2 separate regions of the Homo sapiens genome follow, and region 1 is linked to region 2. The links are chromatin loops, found by intact Hi-C in ENCODE. Cell type or tissue: ovary. All regions are shown on one strand. Each heading gives the region's core, and the rest is flanking DNA. Links, peaks and the distances in the headings are about the cores only.

Region 1 (8,329 bases), core at 246-8,245, 110 kb after region 2:
TCTCTTGGGTTCCTTCCATCCGCTCATCCTGGTGGAGCACCTCATTGGCCAGTCGGTGTCCTTGGTGCTGGGGATACAGCAAGTCCACGAGACAGGCAAGGACCCTGCTTAGAAAACTGCCTCTTGAGGTGCACAAAGAAAGAGGTTGGTCTTTGCTTCTCAGAGGCAGAAGGTGAGGGGACTCAATTGCAAGTTACACAGAGAAGTGAACATTCACTTCCAAGATCTTCTGCTGTCCATTCCCACTTCCGTTGGTCCAGTATTCCACATTTGATTTGGGTGTCCTTTCTTCCCCCATACAGCTCAGGGACTTCTCACCCTCTCCCAGCTTCAGGGACAGGCCTTGATAGACTGACATTCATCAGCATGTCCCAGCCACCTGGCCACAGTGGTTGGCTAAGGGATGGGCACCAGACCCAATTGGGACCAATAAGACCCACAGGACTTTTGATGGGCACCTGGGAAGATGCTTTCTTATTTATTTATTTAGAAACAGAGTCTTACTCTGTTGCCCAGGCTGGAGTGCACTGGCATGATCTCGGCTCACTGCAACCTCTGCCTCCCAGGTCCAAGCAATTCTCCTGCCTCAGCCTCCCAAGCAGCTGGGATTATAGGTGCCTGCCACCAAGTCCAGCTAATTTGTGTATGTTTAGTAGAGATGGGGTTTTGCCATGTTGGTCAGGCTGGTCTCAAACTCCTGACCTTAAGTGATACACCGGCCTCAGCCTCTCAAAATGCTGGGATTATAGGTGTAAGCCACCACACCCAGCAAGGGAAGATGCTTTCTTGATAATTTGTAGAAGCCACCTGGAGAAGGAACTGCTGGCTCTTCCAGGCAGTCAGAGCGTGAACCAGGGTTTGGCACATCTTTGAACCCTTTGCTGTGTTGGGCATGGCTGGCCTGGAGATGAAGCCCATAGCCCAAGGCAGGCAGGTGGAAAGAATTCCAGAGCAGCAGCGACAGTGCCCCGCCTGAACCTCAGCTGGGGCTTCAAGACTGTTTGGTTCCATGGGACAGCCCATTCTCTTTAGTTTGTGCTAGTTTGGGTCTACTGTTCTGAAAGCTACAACTGAGAAGATGCTAGCTGATCTCACTAAAGAGGAATTTCCTTTCAGGTCACAGAGTCAGGACTGAGGCAGCCTGGGCTTGGGAGAAGGAGGACCAGGCAGTTGGTTGGTGACACTCATTCAGGAACCAATAGCTTTGTGCCCCAGGGACTGTGGGAAGGAGGACCTCAATGCAGACAGGGGAGCCGCAGGTCTGGTGCAGGGAGGGATGATCATGCCCAGGGCCCTCACTCCCAGCCTCGGCTGGAGGCTCCCTTCATAGAATTCCACCTGCCTGGTAAATGCAGAATGCAGTCCACTTAAAGAAATCAGAGCAGCTGCCACGTCAAAGCCGAAAAGATGTGTGGAGGTGGGTGGAGAGGAGGCGGGTAATTATGCAGGAAAAATAGTTTTCTTGATATTCTTCTGGAAATATGCGTGGAACAGAGGGAGCAGCAGGAGAGATGCCAGGCAAGGAGAAAATGTATGAATAGCAGAATGCATGGTGCCTCTCCAAAGGCAGACAGAGGCAGCGCTGCTTTGACCACAGCATCCTTTTGTGGGGAGCATCTGGGACTCCATGAGACACTTCCGCAGGGACTCTTCAATGTAGGACTTTATTCATGGGTCCATTACAGAATTTGCTGGGAATGATTGAGCCTTTCTTCCCCCTGTAATCCCAGCACTTTGGGAGGCTGAGGTGGGAGGATTGCTTGAGGCCAGGAGTTCAAGACCAGCCTAGGCAACAAAGTAAGATCTCGTCTCTACGAAAAAAAAAATTTTTTTTTAATTAGTCCGAAAAAAAAATGGGAGAGGCGTGAGGGATAAAAGACTACACATTGGGTACAGTGTAGACTGCTTGGGTGATGGGTGCATCAAAATCTCAGAAATCACCGCTAAAGAACATATCCTTGTAACCAAACACTACCTGTTCCCCCAAAACCTATTGAAATTTTAAAAAATAATAACCAAGTGCGGTGGCATGCGTCTGTGGTCCCAGCTACTCGGGAGGCTGAGGTGGGAGGACTGCTTGAGCCCAGGAGTTCGAGGCTACCGTGAGCAATGATTGTACCACTGCACTCCAGCCTGTACCACAGAGCAGGACTCTTGAGAGAGAGAGAGAGAGCACGCTGGCATGGGATCTCCCCATGCCACTTCTATGCCCCGTTAGGAATCTGCCCACAGAACCCATGTACTCTGCATGCCCAAGTGGCAGAGAGGCACCCCAAACTCTGAGAAGCAGCTCTGAGGTTGTGAACATTGAATGTAGATAATTATCCAGCTGTGAAGAAGCTGAACATTTCTTCGGGCTGTTTCTGCGTAATTATAAATATTTGAGAATATTAAACTCCCAGGTTACACATTGAGGGTATTGTCTGAGTAGCAGTTGGCTGCAGAGCTGGAAATGCAAACATATTTTCATTCCTCCCTCCTGGTGTACTCAGGATATTTCATGGGATTCAAAAGAAAAAGTTACAGTCGAGAAAAAAAAGCACCGACAACCTGGAGGCAAAGTCAGTTGCTAATATTTCTAAATAGCTTTAAATCAAAGAAGAGGAATGTGACCACTTTAGTTAACTGTGCTGGGTTTGTGATGCGTTTTTCTCTATGGTTTAGGAAAGCAATTACCATGAAACAACCTACCTGTGCCTTCGTGTGATAAAATGTTCCCTCTAATAGGGCCAATATGCCCAGCAGTAGGTCTTTACAAGCACTCAATGTTTCTAGAAGCATTTTCACATGTGGGGCTCCTTGGTGTGCAGTGAGAGCCCATGACTCACTCCTTAAGGACCCGTCATAGTGCAGGGTTGTTGGTTTTGTTTTTTGTTTTTTGTTTTTGAGATGGAGTTTCGCTCTTGTCGACCAGGCTAGAGTGCAATGGCACGATCTTGGCTCACTGCAACCTCCACCTCCCAGGTTCCAGGTTCAAGTGATTCTCCAGCCTCAGCCTCCCGTGTAGCTGGGATTACAGGCGCCCAGAATGCCCGGCTAATTTTTGCATTTTTAGTAGAGATGGGGTTTTGCCGTGTTAGCCAGGCTGGTCTCCAACTCCTGACCTCAGGTGATCCGCCCACCTCGGCCTCCCAAAGTGCTGGGATTACAGGCATGATCCACTGTGCCACAGGGTTCTTAATAGGAGATGGGTTCTTCCAAGGAGAGGCTGGTGTCCAGGCTGTGAGTGGAGGCTCTGCTGCCCTGGTTCTGCCCGGAGGCCCATGTGATGAGCCCAGGGTCCTGTCCAGACTTCCACCCTCACACTCTTGGTCACCCCATCTTGTCCTCCCACCCACTGAAGTCTCCTGTCTTCTCACCCACTCCCCAAGTGCTGTCCTCCACGCCCTGGAAAGCAGGGGCCATCTGTTACAGACACATCCTCAGCCTTCCATCTCCTGCTTTGCAGCTGTCCCCTGCTGGCCACAGCTTCCCCACATCTCCTGGGAGTTGCTGTCCCTTCTCCAGACCCCCCAGTATCCCTGGAAACCACTGCTCCTGTGCCTTTGAACAATCCCACCCCCTTCACACCCCCCGTCCCCACCGCCCCAGTTTTTGAGGCTCCTGCTTGCTGTTCTCCCTTCCCAGCCCTTGCTCTGGGGCTTGGCTCACTTTTTCTCTCCCCAGTTTTTCCCAGGCTGGAGTGCAATGGGCGATCTTGGCTCACTGCAACCTCAGCCTCCCAGGCTCAAAACATCCTCCCGCCTCAGCTTCTCAAGTAGCTGGGCCCACAGGTGCACACCACTGCGCCCGGCTCATTTTTGCATTTTTTGTAGAGACAGAGTCTCACTATGTTGCCCAGGCTGGTTTTGAACTCCTGGGCTCAAGCCATCTGCCAGCCTTGGCCTCCCAAAGGGTTGGGATTACAGGCTGGAGCCACCACGCCCAGTCTGTTTTTTTTTTCTTCTTCTTCTTCTTCTTTTTTTTTTTTTTAGAGACAGAGTCTCACTCTGTGACTCAGGCTGGAGTACAGTGGCATGATCATGGCTCACTGCAGGCTTGAACTCCTGGCCTCCCACCTCGGCCCCCCAAAGCACTGGGATTACAGGCAGGCGCCCAGCCCTTTTCTCAGCTCAGGGACCTCCCTTCATCTTGGGTAACTGTGATGGGTAAGAACGACCTATGTCATCGTCCAGATCACAAACTTCCTTGGTCCCTCTCCGGGTGCTGCCAGGTCCAGCCCTGTACAGTCTTGGCCTTTAGGGTGGCACCTCTGCCATACCTAGCGCCCTGTGTCTCCCTCACCCTTGGCCACCACAGAGGCCACTGGTCTGCAGCCCCAGGGATTTCTTTGTCCCTTCATTTCTGGCTGCATTCTGTGGCCATCCCATTGCCTCCCTCTCAGGCCCCTGAATCCCATGGTCTCCATCCGTCGCCCATGATGCTGCCGTCTAAGGCCTCTGCCTGATGGGGAGCTGTTGCTTGGTGACCCCACCAACCGATCCCAGTGGGAACCCCCGCCCCACAGCCTCTGGCTCCTCAACTCCCACCCCTAGCCTCCATCTCCAGTTTCTAGGTCACAGTGAGACGCCAGTGTAGGCCAGTAAATGTGCAAAACCAGAACTTCATTTCCCACCCCAAATGCTGTCCCTCTCCCCCAGATGCCGGCAGCTGGCAGGGGGCGTCCTCCGAGAGCCTCCGGAGAACAGCCCGCTTGGCTCTGCAAGTTTGCTGTGGGCGGTGAAAGTATCCGCTGACAAACCATCCAACGTCGGTTTGGAAGCCCAAGGTCCCATAAAAAGTGGGACGAAAAAAGACCCGTTGCGAAGGCTGCGCTACGCGTCCAGCCGCCCGCGCTCCAGCTCACTGTCCTTGGGTAAGGGAGAGGGAGGAGGCTCGTGGACCAAGAGGACGCACTCGGATCTGGAGTTCTCCGGCCCGGACACCCACGGGCCACCGCGTCGAGGCAGCGCGAGCCCCGGGCGCCCCCTGCAGGTTGTACGGGCCTCAGCTGCGCAGCGCAGACGGAGGAGGGCGCTGGCGGTTAAGAACTCCTACTTGTCAACCGGAAAAACATCCCCCATAAAAAAACGGTCAAAGGGCCGGGACAGAAGCATTTGAAATGAAACACAAGGGCCGGGCGCGGTGGCTCACGCTTGTAATCCCAGCACTATGGGAAGCTGAGGTGGGCAGATCACAAGGTCAGGAGTTTGAGACCAGCCTGGCCAACATGGTGAAACCCCGTCTCTACTAAAAATACACAAATTAGCTGGATGTGGTGGCGGGCGCCTGTAATCCCAGCTACTCAGGAGGCTGAGGCAGGAGAATCACTTGAACCCAGGAGGCGGAGGTTGAGGTTGCAGTGAGCTAAGATCAGGCCATTGCACTCCAGCCTGGGTGACAATAGCAAAACTCTGTCTCAAGAAAAAATAAAAATAAAAATAAAAATAAAAGAAAGAAAAGAAAAGAAAAAGAAGAGAAAAGAAACACAAATGTCCAATAAACCATCAAGCTGATATTGACATGGGCAGAATCTGTTGCAAGCCGTGGCACAGGACAGACAGATCCTTTAATCTCACAAACAATGACACTAGGGAGAGGCAGATTGTTCCCATTCTACAGATGCGTAAACTGAGGCACTGAGAGGCTAAGTGACTAGGTCACGGCCACACAGTAAGTAGCAGGGCCAGAAACTCACCCAACAGCCTGGCACCAAGGCCTATGGCCTTATTCACTACATGAGACCAATTCTTAACATAATGAAAAATATACACTGGCTAAAACCAAAGTGTAAATGGAAACAAATTCATTCAATAAACCAAGGGAATCCCAGATGAGGGATCCTGCACCTATCGATGGGCCAAGCCAGGGCCTGGGTGTGTTTCCATCTGTGCTCCCTTCCAAGGTCCAAGGTCATGCTGTCTTACCAGACCTTGGAGGTACTTGGAGTTCAAAGCAAGCTTCGCTTCTGTGAGCCCCCTTGTCTGTTGGCCTGGGGTAGGAGGGCCAGGCTGTGGCATCCTTTCCTCCAGAGACAGAAGCATAGAGGTGAGGTTAGTGGGAGGTGGCCGCAGGGAGGTGAGCCCCATTCTTCCCCAGAGACTGCCATCCTCCTCCTTGCTTTGGTCAAAGGGCCATTTCCTGCCCCGTGGTCTGGCCTCATGATATCCCTTGTAGATTACACAACTCACTCTCCAAAAGCCGCTGTGTTTTATATGGTGGTGAACTGCTCTGTGGTTCCTGCTGAAAATCTTCTGTTGATTCCTGGGGTCAGCTGGGCTCCTTTGAGTCCTGCTTAGGCCACCTTAAGAAGGGCTGCAGGCTGGGAGCAGTGGCTCACACCTGTAATCCCAGCACTTTGGGAGGCCGAAGTGGGAGGATCACTTGAGACCAGGAGCTTGAGATCAGCCTGGCCAACTTGGCAAAACTTCATCTCTACTACAAATACAGACATTAGCCAGGCCTGGTCATGCGCGGCTGAAGTCCCAGCTACTCACCTGGCAGGCAGGAGAATCGCTTGAGCCTGGGAGGCAGAGGTTGCAGTGAGTGGAGATGGTGCCACTGCACTCCAGCCTGGGTGACAGAGTGAAACCCTATTTCAGAAAAAAATAAAATAAATTTTAAAATAAGCAAATAAAAATCAGATGAGCATGGTGGTACTTGCCTGTGGTCCCAGCTACTTGGGAGGCTGAGGTGGGAGGATCCCTTGAACCCAGGAAGTTGAGGCTGCAGCGAGCTTTGCTAGTGCCACTGCACTCCAGCCTGAGTGACAGAGCAAGACCCTGTCTCAAAAAAAAGTAAAGAAATAAAATTTTTTTTAAAAAGAAGAAGGGCTGAGCTTGCTTTCAAGATGAGTGCAACAAACTGGTCCAGACAGAGCCTGGACCAGAGTAAGGCCCACTCTAGGGGCCAGCTGGTTACTCCAGCGCTCTCCCAGAGTCACGTGGTCTCTCTCTGACCTCTTTCTCTCCCCCTTTCAATGCCTGCATCAGCTGCTAACCTCCTCATTGCTGGAGTTCCTCATTCATGTTCCTAAGCCAGCTCATCTGTCTTCCGCCAGGGCACATGATACATCTCTGGATTGGCCGCCTTGTGTCCTGGTTCCCTTGGGGTCTAATCAGCAAGGCCAAGAAGGGAGGGCACTGAGATGGCCGGCACAAGACTGTCCCTTCAGCGGGTACCGTGGGTGATGCACTGCACCATTAGATGGTCGGCTACAATCCTAGACTCTTCTTCCTGTTTATTCATGCTTGAGTTTCATTTGTTGACCTTTGTTATGGTTGCCTAGAGGTCTTTTAAGGGTACTTAAAAATGTCTTAGGTATCCACCCTGGTTCACTGTAGAGGCTGCTACCCAGAAACCTGGCAAGAGAGAATCATTCATAGTTAAACAAACAGGGAGTCATTTCTTCCTCCTTCTTTAGTCTCACCTTTCATTTAGAAAAAAGTAGGGAGACCATATTTAATAACCACCATCCATTAGATTAGATCAACAGGCTCCAAATAGTGCATTTCTTCTAGAAACAGTATCTCCTGGTCTCACAGGAGAGCATGTGGTCAGGAGGAAATTGAATAAAGCCTTTTAATCAGCCACAGTAGTATTTGAATCATTTAATTTAGAATCTGACAACCACAAATTACTTTATTTTTCTGGCCAATTTTAGCCAACCAGGAGAGCTAAGCCAGTCCAACTCATGCTTAATAAATCACCATCTTGCCTTATGGTGGCTAGTTTGGGGAAGAGGTTTTTCTGAGGCTTTTCAGAAATAATCAACAACAGGCCGGGCGTCTGTAATCCCAGCACCTTGGGAGGCTGAGGCGGGTGGATCACCTGAGGTCAGGAGTTCGAGACAAGCCTGGCCCTCAAGGTGGAACCATGTCTCTACTAAAAGCACAAAAATTAGTCAGGCGTGGTGGTGCACACCTGTAATCTCAGCTACGAGGGAGGCTGAGGCTGGAGAATCTCTTGAACCCAGGAGGCAGAGCTTGTGGTGAGCTGAGATTGCACCACTGCACTTCAGCCTGGAAGACAGAGCAAGACTCTGTCTCACAAAAAACAAACAAACAAACAAACAAACAAACAAGTAATCAAAAACAATCTCCCACTCCATGTGTGTCTGACATGAATTCTTTGACACATTTCTTTCCCATCTCTCTGTGGCTATAGAGTGAACCCTTGGAGTGGAGAGAGGTGGGACATGTGGCAAGGAGCTGTCATCTCTGCCGCTTGTGCTTTTTATTCCTGGCTCCAAGTTCTCATGGACACGAAAACAAGTCAATCAAATTAGACACCAGACATACACTGTCTCATGGCAGCTCACCCATTGCTGCCTCAGACTTCTCAACACCTG
Region 2 (8,329 bases), core at 301-8,300:
CCAGGCCGGCCTCGAAATTCTGACCTCAGGTGATCTGCCCGCCTTGGCCTTCCAGAGTGCTGGGATTACAAGCATAAGCCACTGTGCCTGGCCAAGATTTTTCAACTTTTCAATGGTGCAAAAGTAATAGACATTCCATAGAAATTGTACTTTGAATTTTGACCTTTTCTTTTTATTATTTTAATTTTTTATTATAAAATGTTAGTAGTTATTATAAAACAGACTTTGTTAGATGATTTTGCCCAACTGTAAGCTAATGTGAGTGTTTTGAACATGTTTAATGTAGGCTAGGTTAAGCTATAATGTTTGCTAGTTTAGGTGTATTAAATGCATTTTCAAGGAACTGTATTTTCAACATAGAATGGGCATATAGGGATGTAACCCTGATAAGTTGAGGAGCATTTGTAATCAAGTTTAAAGGTGGTCATAAGGATGGGCCCCTGATCTGATAACATTAGCGTTCTTATAAGAAGAGATGCCAGGCCAGGTGCAGTGGCTCACGCCTGTAATCCTAGCACTTTGGGAGGCCAAGGTAGGAGGATCACCTGAGGCCAAGAGTTAGAGACCAGCCTGGCCAACACGCGAAACTCTGTTTCTACTAAAAAGACAAAAATTAGCCGGGTATGGTGATGTGCGCCTGTAGTCCCAGTTACTCAGGAGGCTGAGGCACACTTGAGCCCAGGAGGCGGAGGTTGCAGTGAGCTGAGATTGCGTGACAGAATGAGACGCTGTCTGGGAAAAAAAAAAAAAAAAAAAAGATGCCAAAGTGCTCACACATACCAAGGAAAAGCCATATGCGGACTTAGTGAGAAGGTGGCTGTCTACAAGCCCGGAAGAGAGCCCTTACCAGAAACTGAATCAGCCAGAACATTGATCTCAGACTTCTAGCCTCTAACCTGTAAGAAACTAAATTTCGGTTGTTTAAGCCACCCAGTCTATGGTATTTTGTTATGGTAGCCCAAACAGACTTATACAAATGGATGGGGACCAAGGGGTACCTGGGTAACATGAAAATGGACCAGGAGGCTGGGCATGGTGGCTCATGCCTGTAATCCCAGAACTTTGGGAGGCCGAGGCAGGCAGATCTCTTGAGGTCAGGAGTTCAAGACCAGCATGGCCAACATGGTAAAACCCCATCTCTAGTAAAAACACAAAAATTAGCTGGGTGTGGTGGTGTGAGTCTGTAGTCCCAGCTACTTAGGAGGCTAAGCCAGGGAATCGCTTGAACCCAGGAGGTCAATGTTGCAGTGAGCTGAGATAGCACCACTGTACTCCAGCCTGGGCGATAGAGCACGAGATTCTGTCTCAAAAACAAAAAAAACAAAAAGGAAAATGGACCAGGAATTTATTCAGAGGTCTCCTGGTTCAGGTAACTGTATGGCTAGTGAAGTTGCTCACTGGCAGTGGGGGTGGGTGAATGGGTGAAGGCAGAGTTTGTGGTGTTGGGGGACATTTGCATAGACATGTCCAGACAGAATTTGGATCTTCAGACCCAGAACTCAGAGTTGAGGTCTGGATTGGAGCAGGTTTGAGAATATTAGAGTGTAGGCGGACTCTTGGGAGTGACTACATTTTGTCAGATCACTTATTCTTTCTTTCTTCTTCAATTGGTCCATTCTAATTCTAATTTCTTGTTATATAAGATAGCTTTTGTCTTTTATATTTTTGTAAAAATCAGATACTCTCCTTTGCTTTAAAAAAGTACAATTGTGCACAACTTTCCCCCAATTTTTAGAAGACTTTGCTTTCCCCTACTTGCAGAGAACAAGTCTTGTTTAGGAGCATAACTGATGTGGTTAGAATCTACTTGTGCAGTCAGAATTGCACAGTTTTTTGAGGCTCATTTTGTCTTTAATATTTGTGATGTCAGTTCTCTTGTCATTCTTACCAATTTCAGAAGAACATATCTCCCTTCACTTCAGCTTGTTGGATAATTTATAATTCAAAATTTACACTAGGAAATGCTTATGTCTTTCCCACAGAGTTGAATTTGAAAGGCACAGTGTGTTTTCTTTAGTTCTAGGCTGAGCTGTTTTTTCATTTCTGGAAACTTTTCTTATATTATTTCTTTCCTGATGTCTCCTTTATGTGTTCCTCATCCATTCGTCTCTCTCTTCTAGGCCTACTTTAGGGCTGTGATACCATTTTCCATTTTCCAAATCAGTTATTTTCTCCTCTGTTTTCTTTGTCTACATTTTAGGTTTCATGTCTTACCTTATCCTCAACATCACTAATTTCTTTGTTGTATTTGTTTCTGTTAATGCCAATTACTACTTCCAGGTGTTTTCTAATTCTTTTATAATTTTCACCGTGGAATTACAGCTATTATTTTTTCTGATCTGTTTCTGTCAGTATTTTGTTGTTGTTGTCATTTATTTCTTTCAAAGTAGTTATTATCCAGTTCCTCTTATTTGTTCCTTCAGATTCCATCATTTAAAAAACAAATTAATTGACATTTATTAGGCGCCTACTGCATGCAGACACTGCTGCTCATCATTTAGCACTTGTAGCTGTCTGCTTTCCTTCTAAGTTTAGTGCAGCAGGATTCAGAATTCTTCAGTCACAGCTGCTTTGGGCAGGTTCTGATTATTTATCATTTATTTTCTCTTGTTCCCCAAAAGATTTAAGATAACTTAAACTGTATCCTATGTACAATATGAGACTTTTTTTGCTTGTTTGTTTAAATAGGGAATTAGAGCTAAGGGAAAATAGAAAAAACAAGAGGCCATCAGGCAGAGCTGGAGATACAGAGACAGTGAGTGAGGTGAAATCTCATTCCAATGGTGGCCTCAGGTGGGCACAGAGATGTGTTTTATGACTGAGGCTTGTCCTATTGATTTTTGTTGGTGGTGTTGAATGACCCTTTGTTTTAAATTGTTGCTTGAATGGCTGCAGTGCAGAAGAGGCCCCTGTGGCATCACTCCCTTGGCTAGCCCCCCTGGGTGGGAAATGCTTACATATATATATATCTTTCCTAAGGGGGCTGGAATTGGAAAAAAAAAAAAAAGAGGCAGGATTATAGGTGATAGTGTGGACTGGGGGCACATAAACAGTGTAACAGTGACCCCCAGCCTCATGGCTCACCTTCCAAAAGTCAGTATTGATTGAGCAACTAATTAGCTGTGTATTTCCTGTGCTCAGAATCAGAGATTTTCCCTTTGTTGGGTGGCAACTGTAATCTGGTCGAGAGGAAGGCTTTTCAGGGGCTCTCTGTTCCCACAGAACTCCAGAGTGGCCTCATTTCACACTTCTTGGGAACTAGTTTTTCGAGTGACAGATTGATTGGTGTATGGGTGGTTACCAAAAAAGATTCTATTTTATTAGCTGTTTGTCTTGCAGAGTGAAATAGTTTTTTTAAACTTTATCAAAACGTCATCATCTCCAGGGTTTAAAGCGTGCCCTCTGGCTTTGAGGGAAGATCTCAGTCCCATAGCCGTCATGTCCCAGTTCACCTCAAGCCATTGAGCAATGAGCCTGAGACGGGGCAGGTGAGCTCAGGCCTGTGGCCGCCCTAGCCTGGGCCCACTTAAGGGGTGACCCTGAGTGGCAGCTAGCTGAGCACCAAGGTGACAGACAGCTCTAAATTTCATCCCGGTGCCTAAACTGTCTTAAAAAAATACATCAAGGGAAAAGTAAAATCTAGACATTCCTATACATGAGAGACTATGTGTATAGGTAATGTTGCTTTTCTGTTTGAGAAGGAAATAGAAAACATTTCACTTACTCTTTTTTTTAAATTAAAAATGAGGAATATATCAAACAATAAAAAAGATCTTGGTTTCCTATTGTGGCAGTTAAAGAAGAGAGAAAAACAGACTGAAAGTTGTTGAGGGAAGGCAGGGAGCAGAGTCCTGTCCCAGGGGTGCCTCAACTCAGTGTGCCTGGCCTGGGCGGCCCAGCCCTGCCCTTCCAGCCTCAGCGGGTGTAGCCCCTAGTTGTCTACTCTGTCCTTGGCCCCTCCCTTAGCCCCAAGTGTCCTGTCCAGAGTCAAGGCCAATTACTCCTAGTTCTTGAGTCCATTTCTAGTCCCTACTCCCAACCCCTCCGTGGCTGTCACCGCCACCAGGGCCTCCTCCTGTCTTGCCTGCTTTGAGCCCCTTCCCTCCTAATTGGGCTGAAGCCTGTGATCCCCACCAGCAGCAGCTCTGAGCTCATTCTGCCCTTGTCCAGCATCTCCAGATCTCCCTCTACCCCCAGGATCGATCCTTCTACCTGGCCTGGCTTGAGGACCCCAGTGACCAGGCCCTGCCCTCCTCAGTCTCGTTTCTGCCCCTCTTTCTCCCACTGATTTGATGTGATGGCCCCGACCTCTAGCTTTCACTGTTCCTGGGACATACCATGCTCTTTCACGCCTCCATGCCTTTGCACATGCTGTACCCTGTGTCTGGAACACCCTGGTGGTCCACCTGACACCCCTCCTCCAAGGCTCAGCTCTAAAGCTTCCAACCCCCTCCCCTCAGTCTCACACCCTGGGGCTTTGTACTGGCAGCGTAGAGCCCCCTGAGCTCCAAGCACAGGGCCCAGTCCCTGACAGGCATTCCAGGAACCTCGGTGGAATCAATAAAGTGATTTCTAGCCAGGCGGGCATGTCCATCACCAGAAGGTTCGATTCCCTTTGTACACACCAGGGGGCACAGCAGGAGCTGTGAGAAACTGCTCCCAATTGTTTGAATTATTGCCTCAATGAGGCTACTTTGTGGTAAAACAAAAGAAAACAAAACGAAAATGCAAGATGGAGACTTGAAATTTAAAAGCTGTGTGAACTCACGTGTGTGTTGTGAGTGCCTATAGCTTACTGGAATCATCATCTTCATCAACATGATTATATAAAAAATGTTTTGGGGTACCCACTGTGTGCCAGGCACTGTGTTCAGAGCATTCCCTGCACAACGTCTTGTTTCATCCCCTAAGCAGCCTGGGGAGGGTAGGTATTATTGATCCCGTACTCAGAGATGAAAACTGAGGCTTGGAGGGGCATAAGTGACTTGCTCAGTCACACAGCAGAGGGTGGCACAGATTCTGTGAGCAAGACTTATCTGCAGCCCCATCCTGGTTAGCATTTTGACCGATGGGGCTCTCTAATACACAGGAGGCACCCATAGGTAAGGGAGGAACACCCCAGGGGTTGGGAAGTCTTGCTAGCCACCACCCTTCCCTCTTACCTGCCTCCTCCTCTGTCCCAGAGGGATTCAAGGTGGATGCTGCCATGATTTGTTCTTAACACTGGAGTGTGAATTCATCCATCAACTGTTGTCCTGGATATCTGAATGGTCAGAGAGCTGGTGGGGATTGGGAGGTATAAACCCAGCAGGAACCAGGTAGAGTTCTGCTGTGGGGCTGAGGGATGATGGGGAACACCCCGGTCAAGCCCATTGTCTCTCCCTGGTGTCCTTCAGCCTTGCGCCCTCCATTTGTTCTCCATACAGAAGCCAGAGTGATCTTTCTAGGTACACACCTGGGTACCCTCCCCGCTGAGAACTCTTTCATGGCCCCCAGGATAAAATCCATGCCCCACATCTGCCTCCTCTCCTGTCGCACTTCTTGCCAATCCTGTCCTTAGAGCTCTCCTCTTTCCTTCTTGGTCCCGTTCTCTCTCCGGGAGGGCCTTTCCCTAGCCTGGAATTCCACGCCTTGCTTGGTCAGCTCCTCCTCATCTTCTGGCCTTTTGCGGGGGCGGGGGGTGGTCTCTTCAGGAAGCCTTCCCCCCTCCCCTGGTGGCAGTGCTTCGTCTTAGGGCCTCCTACAGTGAGCCTCTATTGCTCCTGGCACCACCCCAGAGGTGGCCTCTAGAGGGTCTGGGACCTGGGTCACATGTCAAACAGTCTTGGCCACCTGCAGACAGGCAAGGCCAGGGGATGACAACCACAGGGAGGAATATGCCCCAAAGGCAGCCTTCCAGAGGGAGATGCAGAATCTGGTTCTGGGATGTTGGGGCTTCGTCAGGGAGGGAGGGAGGGAGGGAGTCCAAGAGGTGGGTGGGCGTCTGGAATGTGCTAGGGCTGTGGCCACCTGGGCCCCTGCTGGAGCTGCAGCTGTGGATGTTCTCAGGGAGAACAGGCAGAGGGAAAAAGGGGGTCAAGGACAGAAGCTTGGGGCTTATCCCATTTTTGGCTTGGTGAGGAAAGAAGAGCCAAAAAGAGCACTTGGGAAGGGAGGAAGTTCACAGAAAAGGTGCTTGAAATATAGCGCTGTTTTTATGTAGTTCTCAAATAACCTTACTTTTTCCTTTTTCACTTAGAATAGCTGGAAAAGGAGGGCCCTACGTGGCAGTCCCCGGGATGAGAAAACCATGTGTCAGAAAGCTGGTGCCGAATCCCTCACACTATTTTTACCTTCCTGACACTACCTCTTTGAGCCCCGAGGAGGATCCTGGCCTGAGGTGGCCGAGCTGGAGTCTTCCAGGCTGATGTGGCCAACCTTCACCTTGTTCTCCAGAAACCACCAAAAAGCTGGCGATTCACTTTTCTTGACCAGAAATAAATGCATCAGACAAGTGTTCTCAAGTAATCTTGAGGGATGTGAACACAAAATTATCCCATAAATTGCTTTTGTTTCCTTTCCTCAGTTCAAAGTTGGTTTTTGGTTTGCATTAGTTACATTAAAATTGGACAGTAATTCATGCTCTTAAAATAGAATCTCCATGTTCCCAAGTTTAGAAAGAAAAGCCACCTAGGAATGAGAAAAACGTGGACCTATGTGAAATGCCATTCCATTAGCCACAGAATCTTTTGTGGGCCTTGGTGGGAGCACCCATCAGGCGGGATCTGTGGCAGAGCACACCGAAGTGGAGTGTGTCTGTGGTCACTTTTCATTCTGTTCCCCGCTCCAGGTCAAGGAAGCCTTTGACATCGTGGCCAGGAGCTCTGGGGACTCACTAACCTTTAATTACGTTTCTTATTTAAAATAGTGATAAACAGTCCCTCTGTTGATTCAAACATTTAAAAACACTGAGCCTGTAGTTGTTGGCTCTGAACAAAGAGAGCAAATCCTCCCGGCCTCCTCAGGCCCGCCCAGCCTCTGCCTACACCTCTGGGTTCTCAGACTCTCATTCAAATGCTGAAGCCAGAAAATGTCCCTGTGGGTGGGCTTGGGGGGAGGTCACTTCAGGATTCAAAATCAGGACTGGCTAGGCTGTGCAGTGAGGTCCCATTTTCCCCACATGGGGACTTCTGGCTTCTCCTATTACCTGGCTCCTGCTCTGGGTTCAAGGTGAAGGTCAGGAGGTGAGAAGGAGGAGCCACCTTCTTACCCCCACTGCCCCATGGTCTGGTGCCCCATAGCATGTCCACTCACCACTGTGCTTCGTTTATGAATGTCAGCCCCTGGTCCCACAGGCCTTGGATGTAAAGAGAACAACTCTGCTGTCCCCACGCCCCCAGTACATCTGCTGCCTGGAATGGAGGGAAGTAGGGACCCCTTCTAGGCCTGTGGGGTCCCCTTCAAGAGCCAAGTGCCATCCATCCCATCTTGTGGACACCCACAAAGAAGGAGCCTTGAGGCCCAGGCTCCCTAGAGGCAGCTGATGCAATGTAGGGGCAAGTGGGTGGGGAGGAAGGAAGAATGATGGTCAGACCCCCCACTGGCCATTCTTCCTGGATGACTTGGAACCCAATCAGCTGCTGCTCGCCTGGACTGCCAGGTTGCCTCGTCCTCATCATTTGGAAGACTGCAGCAGTGGCCAGGTATGGACTTTGCTTCAGTAGTGATCATGTCCAGAGAGGAGCCCCTTGCTATAAACACAGTACATCAGTGACATCCACGATAAACCCAAAGCCCTGCCTTGTCTCAGGGCTAAGGCCAAGTTGGCCTGGGCCCAGCTTCTCTCCGTAGCCTCATGCCTCCCCAGGCACCAGTGTGGATGTCACCACACCTCTCCACTCTACTCCATAGCAGGGCAGCTACTATTGTAGTCACCATTTTACAGATGAGGAAACTGAGGCCCAGAGGGGTAAAGCATGCTACCAAGATCACAGTGGAGGAGCTGGGATTTGAACCCAGGTCTGTCTGACTCTAAAACCAGTGCTGTTCTCAATCCATCCTGCCACAGAGCCTCCTAGTCCCACTTCCTGCCTCTGCCAAGTGGCCTCTAGAAGGAACCACCCTCAAATACGTGTCGGGGGTGATGTGGTCCTGGGTAAGGGTTAAGGGCTTTGTGGAGGTGCTGGAAGCTGTGAGGTTTCTTGTTGAGTCCAGCCCAGCTCTGCCAGGGTGTCCCCCTGACCTTGCCAGCATGACCCATTTGGGCTGTAATTTTAAACGATAATTATGGATTAGCTTGGTGACCATCAGGCCCTTCTGCTATATCCCAGGAAATGGACCTAACCCTGTT

What was found. Peaks named below come from ENCODE experiments on the same cell type or tissue, not always from the same donor. Only the 100,000 strongest peaks of a DNase experiment are listed, where the experiment ranks them.
Region 1: a loop joins it to region 2, with 4 times the contacts of the local background. A loop is called at or near these places in 74 of 110 quality-filtered maps.

The regions. Positions count from the first base shown.
Region 1 is chr16:68,505,379-68,513,707 of GRCh38, forward strand. It overlaps LOC105371321 (a long non-coding RNA gene), which reads right to left. Exons shown (of 4, transcript XR_933693.3): 3 at 6,980-7,340; 4 at 6,731-6,761. Among named protein-coding and RNA genes, the nearest start is that of ZFP90, 30 kb to the right of the region's middle. RefSeq lists an enhancer at 2,647-3,147. In ovary, for the core only: a CTCF peak has its summit at 4,981 (motif pointing left); a DNase peak (open chromatin) is centred at 4,953.
Region 2 is chr16:68,392,099-68,400,427 of GRCh38, forward strand. The region is part of intron 1 of SMPD3 (sphingomyelin phosphodiesterase 3); the gene reads right to left. Among named protein-coding and RNA genes, the nearest start is that of SMPD3, 52 kb to the right of the region's middle. RefSeq lists enhancers at 5,712-6,212, 6,794-7,423, 7,424-8,051. In ovary, for the core only: a CTCF peak has its summit at 4,633 (motif pointing right); no DNase peak of the experiment used is centred there; H3K27ac peaks cover 2,894 bases.